4 separate regions of the Homo sapiens genome follow, and all the other regions are linked to region 2. Evidence: chromatin contacts called from ENCODE Hi-C data. All regions are on one chromosome and are shown on one strand. The core of a region is the stretch at or near the end of the contact, and the rest is flanking DNA. Distances in the headings are between cores, read along the strand shown. Region 1 holds the start of TTN-AS1 (TTN antisense RNA 1). Region 2 overlaps LINC01934 (long intergenic non-protein coding RNA 1934). Region 3 overlaps CCDC141 (coiled-coil domain containing 141). Region 4 holds the start of CHROMR (cholesterol induced regulator of metabolism RNA).

Region 1 (2,700 bases), core at 17-2,516, 2.8 Mb before region 2:
GGAGGAGCAAGTCACATCTTACGTGGTGTCAGGGAAGAGAGAAATGAGAACCAAACAAAAGGGGTTTCCCCTTATAAAACCGTCAGATCTTGTAAGACTTATTCACTACCATGATAACAGTATGGGGGAAACGGCTCCCATGATTCAATTATCTCCTACCAGGTCCCTCTCACAAGGTGGAAATTATGCGAGCTACAATTCAAGATGAGATTTGAGTGAGGACACAGCCAAACCGTATCAGCATGTACGTATAAGAAAAATCATGGCCAGGCGTGGTGGCTCACGCCTGTAATCCCAACACTTTGGGAGGCCGAGGTGGGCAGATCACGAGGTCAGGAGATCCAGACCATCCTGGCTAACAAGGTGAAACTCTGTCTCTACTAAAAACAAAAAATTAGCCTGGCGTGGTGGCAGGCGCCTGTAGTCCCAGCTACTTGGGAGGCTGAGGCCAGAGAATGGCGTGAACCCGGGAGGCGGAGCTTGCAGTGAGCCGAGATTGCGCCACTGCACTCCAGCCTGGGTGACGAGTGAGACTCCGTCTCAAAAAAAAAAAAAAAAAAAAAAAAGGAAAAATCATAGTATTTGTAGGATTCAGTACTATCCACAGTTTCAGGATTCCACTGGGGGATCTTGGGACAGGTTGCCCAAGAATAAAGGTGGCCTGCCGTACATCTAATGAGTACCAGTGAGACCTAGGCTAGGTCCCCTCTAAAGTGCTGCTTCTCTAGTCCCTAGCTTCAATATTCTGTACTGTGGTCCCTAACAGAATAATGATTGCTGGTATTTATTGGGTGCTCTGCTAAGCGCTGTTCTGAGTTTTACAAGTAGTAACTTGTCTAATCGTCACAATAATACTGTGAGGTTGCTGCTGTTATTCTCATTTTATGGACGAGAATGTCAAAGAATGGAGAAGTTGGGTAACCTGCCCCAGGTGAAGTAAGTTAGTAAACAGCAGTTCCTAGATTTGAGCGGGGCCCTCAGGGTTTTGAATGCAGACATGTAATTGCAACATGATTCGGCTGATCATGTAGCCAGGGTGTGGGGTTTATAAAATAGACGTGAATAAAAAAAAGGGGCAGGATGACAGTGAAGCTTGCTCATGGGTTTTGTGGAGGGCGTAGATTGGAACCAAAAAGCACGCCTCGGCTTGGTGCTCCCTGTCGCCCTCTGTTGACATGGGGAGAGAAGAGCGGGTCTGACTCGGAAATGACGCCATAATGCTGAGGAACCACTCCTGGCGTTGCGGAAGGTGGGGTGTGGGGCCGGAAGACCCTCCCCCCGCGTCTTCAGAGGAGCGCTGTTTCTGGAGGAGTTAGGGGAAGGAGGCTGCCTGGTAAGCCAGGAAAGGGGCTTCTGGCCGTTCTGTTGGAGCGCCTCTGACTGACTTCCCCCATGTGTCCGTGTGGCCACACCGTGCTACTTTCAGAGGCAGTGGGCTTTTCGCTAAGGGATAAAAAGAAGTAAAACCTTGCCTTTAGCGCAGCTCTCCTTCACTGGGCAGATTGCTCTCCCTCCCCACTCTCCCAGGCCCAAATTGGATCTCAGCGCCTGGGAGCTCCAACTTTAGCAAGTGCGAAATCCTGTCTTCGGTTTTGGAATTTTCATCCGCACAGACTATATCAGCCACGGATAGGATATGTGAGAATACCAGCATGTCAAGGCTGGGAATCATCCTTAGGCATCACCTAGCCAGTCCTGCCTCTCATTTTAAGGTAAGAATAGGCATTTAACATTGTAAGATGATGTAGTGGGTTCTGTTGGCATCACTTAGATGCCCAGGAAATGTGTATTCTTCCATCGATTTCTCGATTGTTCACTGTTTGGCTGCGTTAGTCCACGGAGAATTGTCCTGGCCAACAGGCACCCCTCTTCACTTGGGAAGGTTTATTTCCCTCTTCCATCCCTCCTCAGCCCCTCAGCTTATAGCCTGTAGCCATTGACTGGTTGGTAAGGGGGTACAAAATGTCAGCCCCCTTGCTCCTAGATGGAACCAACTCTGTGGTACGATTGAAGCTCCCTGTGAGATCTGGCTGAGGCTTCTGCTGAGACCACATTCGTGCTCAGCTTGCTTCCTCTGCCCTATCTGCTGGCTGCCCCATTCCCTTTTTCCCTGAGAGTAATAATCCCTCAAAGAATTTCTGAGACAAGAATCCCCGTCTCAGGCTCTGCTTTTAGGGAATCTGACTTAAGACGGAAAACTTGCTGAATAAATTAATGAAGACCCAGGATTTTTCTCTGGAGAATGAAAACTGACAGTACATTTGCTTCAGCTTTGGTCACCTGTACCTACATTAAGGAGGTGAATTTAGGCAAATAACATCATAGGCTTATAATTATGATTAACAAATTGAAGTGGACAAATACAGATATTTTTGGCATTATTTTATTACCAAGTCTAGATCAGTTGTTTAAAAAGCATAGTAGAATGACACTATTTAAAATAGTGTCAGTCTTCCATATACTGTCATTCTACCATGCTTTTAAAACAACTGATCTAGACTTGGGAATAAAATAGTTCTTTAGTTCTGAGGTCCTTTATTTGTTCTGTCTCAATTTGGAGCTGCAGTAGCCAATATGGACTCAGATTCACAACTGATCATTTTCCCTGAAGTTGTCCTTTTCCGTTCACTATGCTCTTTGAGGGACAGTATCTATACCGTGTTAATCATCTTTGTATTGTTCCCTGTGGTGTTTAGCACA
Region 2 (2,702 bases), core at 53-2,552:
AATTTATTATTTATTACCAAAATTGCATTTTATAAAGAAAAATAGCAATCTATGTTATAACCAAAGATACTCTGAAAAAAAAATCAGGTTAAAATATGGAAAAATATTTCAAACAAAAATATGTGAAAAAATGAAAAGTACAATAAAAATATCAACATGCGTTTTTATGAAGCTAGACAAGTTTATTTTAAAGTTTATGCAGAAAAATACATACACAAGAATAGGGCCTGGCATGGTGGCTTATGCCTATAATCCCAGCACTTTGCGAGGCCTTGGTGAGAGGACTGCTTGAGCCCAGGAGTTTATGACCAGCCTAGGCAACATTAGTGAGGCCCTGTCTCTACAAAACATTAAAAAAAATAATAATAACCAAGTGTGGTCCCAGTTACTCAGGAGGCTGAGGCAGGAGAATCACTTGAGCCTGGGAGGTCAAGGTTGCAGTGAGCCAGGCAGTGAGCACTCCAGCAGGCTGGGTGACAGAGTGAGGCCCTGTTTCAAAAAAAAAAAAAAAAAAAAAAAAACACTAAAAAGAAAAGCTGTAAGTGGGAACTAGTTATAACAAATGTTAAAACCTAGTATAAATCTTTTATACTTAAATCTTTTTATACTATAAATCTTTTAAACAGTGTGTCACCAGCTCATGATAAAAAGACTGATGAGTGGAACTGAATGGAAATTCTAGAAATAGATCCAGGTACATATTGAACTTGGGTATGTATGTGCATATCTGTACATTTACATCTATTTCCAAGTTCTCTGCCAAACCTGAAAACCCATTTTTGGGGATTTCTCTCCTGCACTGACTTGGTGTTACTGTCCTGGCAGGTGAACCTTGATTTTATTCCATGCTTCTAGTGATAGATTTTACCAGCATTGTTCATTACAACTTTCTGTATTGATGGAAATGTTCTAAAATCCGGGCTGTCCATTAGGGAAGCCACTGTCCATATGTGACTATTGAGCCTTTGAATTAGGCCAATGTGTGACTGAGAAACTTAGTTTTAAATTCTATTTAATTTGAATTAATTTATGTTTAAATAGTCATACAAGGTGTGTGGGGACGCTACTGGATGATCCTGCCCTATACTCTAAGCTCCTCCAGGAGAGGTCCAAGTCTGTTTAGTTCACATCAATGTCTAGTACAGTGCCTGAGGGATGACTAGTCTTTTTATTTCCAATCCGTATTAATTCTATTACATATGTATAGTAGGAGGGCTGGTTGCACCCTGATGTTCAGCTCCAAACCAGAAGATTAAATGCCCCAGTGCTGGATGTAGATGCTTAGAAGAAGCAGAAGCAGCTGCTAAGGGTGGGGCGTGATCAGGGAGGAGAACTGCAGCTTGTAATCGGTATTTCTTGCAAAGGCTTTTCCCTCTGCAAAAGTTCACTCTAATTTACATAAACCTCGGAGTATTGTTTTTAGATAATAGGGAGTAAAAAACAAAAGCAGACATAAATATATTTATCCACCTGCCTCAAGAAAATGATAGCTTTCTTAAAATAGTATTTTCAGCCTTTCTCTGGAGAAATATGTCTTTGAGGAAACATACACTCTCAATGGTTTAAGTAAACACGTCTCAGGAAAGCAGAACATCAGATGGAGGGCTCAACAGCAACAAAAGGAGGAAATCAGAATTTTATAAGAATTTCTGGTAATCTAAAGATTGTTTAAATCAGATCTTCATAGACAATTTTGGGCAAAGTCAAATAAAATGTTAATGCTGGTATAGAGAGAGCAAATGTTCTATGGGGCCATAAATGACTGACTGGACTTTCAGCTTTCCCAGTCCCTCAGCCGAGTAAGGAAAGCTACTCAACTTCTCTGATCATTAGCTCGTTTATCCGCAAAAGAGAATTGTATTGGGTAAGTGTGGTTTGCGGGGATGGAAATGTGGGTCAATGGTCAGCAGAGGTGAATTCCCCTCTACTAGTGTTTCCTGTCACACTATAGCTACCCCAAAGAGGTTGTCGTACAGGGTTAAACAATGTGAGAGCTGGAGAAGGTTCTAGAAATCACCCAATCAAATGAGGAAATCGACTAAAGAGGCAAAGACAAAAGTGATACCAGCAGCAGACTCTAAAAAAAGAACATGGCAAAAGTCACCAGGCTCACACCTGCTCCATGCTCTGGGTCACCATCTTCGAAATCAGGACTCTGCTGAAAGTTCAGAGATGCTAACACTCAAGTGCATATTTCAAGTACAGCTTTCTCACGCTGTGATTTCCATTATTTGTTTTTCTTTAGTTTGTTAAGTGTGTTGCCAGAGTGATGAGATTTCTTTATTCGAGCAAGTGATTACAATCACTTTACATTAAAAAAAAAAAAAGTCTCAACATTATATAGTAGGAAGACCAGCTTTTTGCTCAGTCTTCTACAGTTTTCTCTCTTTCAATGAGGCACTTTGGCGTATCTTAAATTTCAATGAACACAAACAACTTTCAGGGTTTTCTTTCTTTCTTTCTTTCTTTCTTTCTTTCTTTCTTTCTTTCTTTCTTTCTTTCTTTCTTTCTCTCTCTCTCTCTCTCTCTCTCTCTTTCTTTCTTTCTTTCTTTCTTTCTTTCTTTCTTTCTTTCTTTCTTTCTTTCTCTTTCTCTCTCTCTCTTTCGTTCTTTTACTCTGGGTGGCCTCTTTAGCTTCATTGTCTTTTCTCTTCCTGATCATAAGACACAGCATACAGATGTCTGATTGTGACAAAGGACTT
Region 3 (2,700 bases), core at 53-2,552, 2.3 Mb before region 2:
CCAAAGTGCTAGGATTACAGGCATGGACCACTATGCCCAGCTGGAAAGATCATTTGATAGATAAGATAAGAGAAAATAGTTTCATATTTATTAGCAATAAAGACTGTTATAACCGTCATGTAGAATCCAAAAAGTTCCATAGAACGGGCATGTGTATTTCAAATACAGGTGTGTGGTTTTTTTTCTCTCACTCAACAATGTAAGGAGCTTTAGGGTTAAAATCCAAAAGCATAATTTTACCTAAATATTTTCCTACTCTTTGTCAGTTATGTAGTCCCCACACTCCTATCCAGTGTGCCAGAGTGCTACTCTGGGCTGATCAACACTGCCCCACGCAGGGGAACTAAGGATCTGCATGTCAGAATCCTCCAAGCTGGAACTGGGCCAGTCTTAGGCTTACCTAGAAATATACACCTGATCCCATGAGACCACGTTGGCTGTGATATGATAGCACTTCTCATGGGATCAGGTGTATATTTCTAGATAGCAGCAGGCTTCCATGCTCAGCTTGTGCCAGGAAGCCACAGGATCCAACATCATGGAAAGATCATGAAAATGAGATTTTAATCAGAGTGTGAGTCCCAGCTCAGCCAGTTAATAAACCTGAGCAAGTCCCTTAATCTCCCTGAGACTCAGCTCCCTTACCTGTGAAAATGAGTCCATACCACACTGGCCCTTATTATATATACTAAAATGAGACAATGATATGAAAGCAGTCTCTAAAGTAAGTATGCATGCATTTATGTAATGTTAATTATTCTAATCTAGTTTTATGTGGATTCTATGAAGATATTTTAGTGGTTACAGCTCAGTTACATGCAATGCTTATATTTCTACAGGCTTCAACATTTCCTGATGGCAGTTAGGGTTAGCCATAAATGTTGATGGAATAAATAAGCAAATACGTGGTATGATTTCAGGGATGTAAGGAAAACCTTGATGTTGATAACAAATCCTTTCTCACATGCGGGCTGATTAGCATGTGATTGTTAGCACATCACCTGGCTACTGTTCAGTCTTCCATAAAAGTTAGTAACTTAGCATAATCACCATCATTAATAGTAACCAAAATGTAAGATAATTATAAGATAATAAATACTTTGGAAATTACATACTTCCTTTTATAGGCATTTTATGCCTTTATTTCACTAAGAAGTAGGTTGTACCTTCCGTTGTAAACCATGCTGAATTTGATTTTGAGTTTACACATACTGCTGACAGGCATAATGAATTTCTGGCTTCAACTATTTTTTCTGGTGAAAGAGAAATGAACATACCACCACTTAATTTTAGCTATGCAAACCTAATTGCCCATGCCTATCTGAAGGGGGTGTTACCCTGTCCTATTTGTATAGGCTGCCCCTAATCCAAACTGGCACACAAATAACAGAACTAGTATTCTGATTGGCTTCAGTTTGAAATAGAAGCTGCAGCTAATGAGCTGCTGAAAACCTGAGGGTCACAGCTGTCCCGAGTGGAAATCACCTCTAACTGAAAGCTAGACCACAGCCCTCAGTGAATTGAGAATTCTTGTGTCAACTCTTTAATTTTCAGGGGCTCCTGTGCTAAAACCAAATGAGTAAAAGATGAAATGGTTCTGCCGTCAGTAGGAAATGTCAGTGACATACACAGTAACAGAAAGAGACAAAATTATGAAAAGCAACTTGGAAAATTCTGACATTGTATTGAATCAGTCCATTTGGATTTAAAAAATAAGGATTTGTGTTTTCTTGGTCACTCTTCAAACTAGAACCATTTATTAAAGGACCATAAAATCTGTTTATAATGGAAATGCCAGCTACAACTTAGTCCCTTTATAATTATGAGACTAAGTATAATGTAAATGGAACCAGATCAGATATTTTCTTCTCAGTTTACTGCAAAATAATTGTTCCAAAAATATTTCTTTTGCATAGGCCTAATAAAAGATAGTATTTTAAAACATTTCAATGCATCTAAAAGGCTCTACAACATTAATTCTTATAAATGCGTCTCCTTAATTTTTTCTTTTTGGATATTTGCGTACAAATGACTCTTCCATATCTGTTCTGTTAAATGAAGTAAATAATGTAATTAGAAATAATCTACAGGTGTATGGACCAAATAATTAATAGTAGTTTCTGCTGTTTGAGGGAGTGGTCTGTACGCTTGGATTTGTTTGGATTTCACTACCTTTTTTGCAGAGTTCTGTGGCCTTTCAAGTGACCGAAAAAACAGTCCTGGAAGCTTATCAAGAATACCATTGTGTGTTTTACTGGGGAATCTGAACTCTACCATGCTTGAATAAAATACAAAAATAGCAACAAAGAGAATAACACATTCCCTAAGACTTGATGAAAGCTAGAACAATAGGAAGTTTTTGTACCAAACAGAAAGATAAATAAATACGAGCACTAAGCTAACGTCTGTTCACAGGATGAAGCCAAAGCCGAGGAAAGAGGCAGCTTTTCTACCTTGAAGACCTAGCTCTCTTCCCTGCCCCAAACACTGTTCCGTCTCACGCCACTTATTCCCACAACCTTGTATTAAATTCTACCTTCCCCATGAAACCACTCCAGCTAAATTAATTTCTCTTTCTCCATGAATATGTCTATGGTACTTTCACGATCAGTGTCTTTCATCTGGGGACTTAATTACTCAGATAGTGCCTTGATGTTGTGACTTCACTGTTATTTAACTGCTTTGTGAGTCTACCAGGGT
Region 4 (2,700 bases), core at 185-2,684, 2.9 Mb before region 2:
GGTGATGGCCTCCTATTGAGCAGAGTCCCCAGCAATAATTACCCTGCATGTCAAAGGCCTCATTTCCCCAAAACAGTAAACCATAAAATGTAGCCCATATTCTCTCCATGTATATCACTCAATATCACACCGTAGAGGCATATAACTGATAATATTGCCTCTGGCCCATGCCAAATTGCAAGTGGTAGATTTTTTTTTTCCTTCCGAATTAAGAAACACAAGATTTACCCCTTTTCTTGGAAAAGTGTTAAGAGTCTAGCACCCCCAATAACTAGGGTCTACAAATGTCTAAAAGTTATTAATCTTGGTCTGTCTTAACTACCAATTCTCTTAATTTGGGTAACCTCAATTTTGTTGTTGTTTTTTTTTTTTTGAGACAGAGTCTCGCGCTGTCGCCCAGGCTGGAGTGCAGTGGCGCCATCTGGGCTCACTGCAATCCCCGCCTCCCGGGTTCAAGCAATTCTCCTGCCTCAGCCTCCCTAGTAGCTGGGATTACATGTGTGCACCATCACACCCAGCTAGTTTTTGTATTTTTATTAGAGACGGGGTTTCATCATGTTGGCCAGGCTGGTCTCGAACTCCTAACCTCAGGTGATCCACCTGCCTCTGCTTCCCAAAGTGCTGAGATTACAGGCGTGAGACACTGCACCTGGCCTGGGTGACCTCAAATTTTTAAATGAAGGGATTGGAGGTAACATCTAGGATTTTATCTAGTTCTGTCTTCTATGATTCAAACCCCAAATTCTCCACTGCAATGACTGCTTCTGGAATAAATATTCCTGGTTGCCTGTCTCTGAAAAAAAGCTCTCACATAAGGCTAATGAGAGGCGAAACTAAGGCAGGATCTCTCCTTTCAAGACCACATAGTCAGGGTTGTTTAATAAGCACACAAAGTAGAGACATATTTACCCATTCACCATGAAAAAACACCCCTATAAAAGGCCCAATACCTGGGCTTAATAGCTTCATTTCTTGTGTGATCTTGCAGTGTACATCAAAAAATTAACAAATAACATCCAGTGACATGATCTTGGCTCACTACAACCTCCGCCTCCCGGGTTCAAGCGATTCTCCTGTCTCAGCCTCCCTAGTAGCTGGGATTACAGGCATGCACCACCACACCCGGCTAATTTTGTATTTTTAGTGGAGATGGGGTTTCTTTCTCCATATTGGTCAGGATGGTCTCTCTCGAACTACCGACCTCAGGTGATCAGCCCGCCTTACGCCTCCCAAAGTGCTGGGATTACAGGCGTGAGCCACCGCCCCTGGCTCCCCCACCGGCAATTTCTAAAATGTATCGGTCTCCTCCCAAGCCCTTGTTCCTTCATCCCCCACCCGGGGCAGATTCAGACAAGCATTTATTTTAGTTCCTAAGCCGCGCGGTGCTCCCAGCTTCCGCGCCTCTGGGCGGCCCACACCCCTCCCCATCCTCTCCTCCGCGCCGCCGTCTTCGTTGCTCTTGGGTGGCCGCGGCGCCCGCTCCCTCTGAATTCGCCGGGCAGGGATACAGCCGCCCGGGGCCTCTTGCTCGTGCTTGGTTTTCCGGACCTTGCTTCCTAAAGGGTCTTTAGGGGTTCCCGGACTCCTCCGCCTGGGAGCCTCTATCCGCCTGGGAGCCTCTATGCGCCCCGCAAAGCCCCCGGCAGAGCCGAGGGGAGGCTTCATTGGCGACCTGGTGGGGCCTCGCGGCCCTGCTCCCTGACGTCAGCGCCGCCGCGGTGATTTAACAGCTTTTGTTTTGGGCAGAAGAACCTATGGGCACAAAAAGCAGGAACGAGTAGCGGTGGCTGAAGAACGAGCAGGAGCTTGAATTTCAGTTTTCTTATGAGGAATTTTCCAGAAAAGATATCTTCACTGTGAAATAACTAAATAAATGCCCACTCAGTACAGTAAGTATTGATATCGTCCTATAGCATTTGGCTAGAAAGTGGTGTCAATAGGGTTTTTCCTTCAGACTTTGCAATACTGTTCAGAAGGGCCAATGCCAATCCTTCTGTGAGGAAGTTTTTTTCTTCCTAAATATGTTAATTGCCTCAACTTGGACTAACGGTCACACTTGTGAATATGAGTGTAAGAAACAGTTTATTTCTCACATGTATGAAAAGGAAATTTTCTTTCATCTATCTCAGGCCCCTATTCAGCGTAAAATCAAGATTATTTAACTTGCAAGATTAAACAACGACCTTATTTCAAATGAAATAAAATTCAGTCTGATCAGAAACCCCTTGGAGCAGTTTATATTAACCTAATTATCTTTTTACTGCAGTAAGTTAATTGAGGATTATGGAATGCATCTAAAAAGCAGTTATATTTACAGGTCCCAAAATTAAATGCTAAGGAAAAGCATTTCTGCAAACCCAGGTAGTACGGACAAACCGAAGGGAGTTTTATTCTGTCAAGTTTTACTCTAAATTCAATCGTTGATCAGCTAGATCTCGGCTTGGTTATTCTTGGAGGAGCTGCCTTGCAAATGATTCCACTCTGAGCTCGCCGGCCACAGTAGCGTGAAATGGATGGCAGTCAGTTTCCTCTTCCTAAGACTGGGTGTGGTTTCTCTGGGCAGACTACACAGTGGCGACTCTGGCGGGATTTGAGGAGCCTGGAGAGGCCCACCACGTGTGTGTCTCCCCCTAGTGACCAACGGGCTGAAGTTCCTGTGGTTAAAGGCAATTGCTGATTTTGTCATTAGCAGGAAGGTGA

The links. A loop is a pair of places that touch in the nucleus more often than their neighbours do. Pooled maps may share reads with other maps.
Region 1: a loop to region 2 is called in a map with no recorded cell type, with 7 times the contacts of the local background. The contact joins the promoter of TTN-AS1 here to the enhancer-like site in region 2. A Hi-C loop is called at or near these places in 3 of 37 single-sample maps with no recorded cell type and 4 of 50 pooled maps.
Region 3: a pooled map shows a loop between it and region 2 (2.7-fold over the local background). The contact joins two enhancer-like sites. A Hi-C loop is called at or near these places in 1 of 168 maps with a recorded cell type or tissue (naive thymus-derived CD4-positive, alpha-beta T cell), 1 of 37 single-sample maps with no recorded cell type and 7 of 50 pooled maps.
Region 4: a pooled map shows a loop between it and region 2 (2.7-fold over the local background). The contact joins the promoter of CHROMR here to the enhancer-like site in region 2. A Hi-C loop is called at or near these places in 3 of 37 single-sample maps with no recorded cell type and 4 of 50 pooled maps.

What each region holds. Positions count from the first base shown.
Region 1 is chr2:178,521,925-178,524,624 of GRCh38, forward strand. TTN-AS1 (TTN antisense RNA 1) reads left to right here and starts at 1,267. Exons shown (of 7, transcript NR_038271.1): 1 at 1,267-1,712. RefSeq lists enhancers at 956-1,468, 1,145-1,294.
Region 2 is chr2:181,310,734-181,313,435 of GRCh38, forward strand. The region is part of intron 3 of LINC01934 (long intergenic non-protein coding RNA 1934); the gene reads left to right. Among named protein-coding and RNA genes, the nearest start is that of MIR4437, 6.4 kb to the left of the region's middle. RefSeq lists an enhancer at 2,135-2,184. Within about 2 kb of position 1,303, at least 7 of the 41 ENCODE cell types and tissues checked have a DNase peak (open chromatin) inside an H3K27ac peak, as active enhancers do.
Region 3 is chr2:179,020,014-179,022,713 of GRCh38, forward strand. All of the region lies in intron 2 of CCDC141 (coiled-coil domain containing 141), which reads right to left. Among named protein-coding and RNA genes, the nearest start is that of CCDC141, 29 kb to the right of the region's middle. Within about 2 kb of position 1,303, at least 5 of the 41 ENCODE cell types and tissues checked have a DNase peak (open chromatin) inside an H3K27ac peak, as active enhancers do.
Region 4 is chr2:178,412,225-178,414,924 of GRCh38, forward strand. CHROMR (cholesterol induced regulator of metabolism RNA) reads left to right here and starts at 1,435. Exons shown (of 5, transcript NR_110204.1): 1 at 1,435-1,889. RefSeq lists enhancers at 1,199-1,774, 1,604-1,803, 2,305-2,564, 2,352-2,700.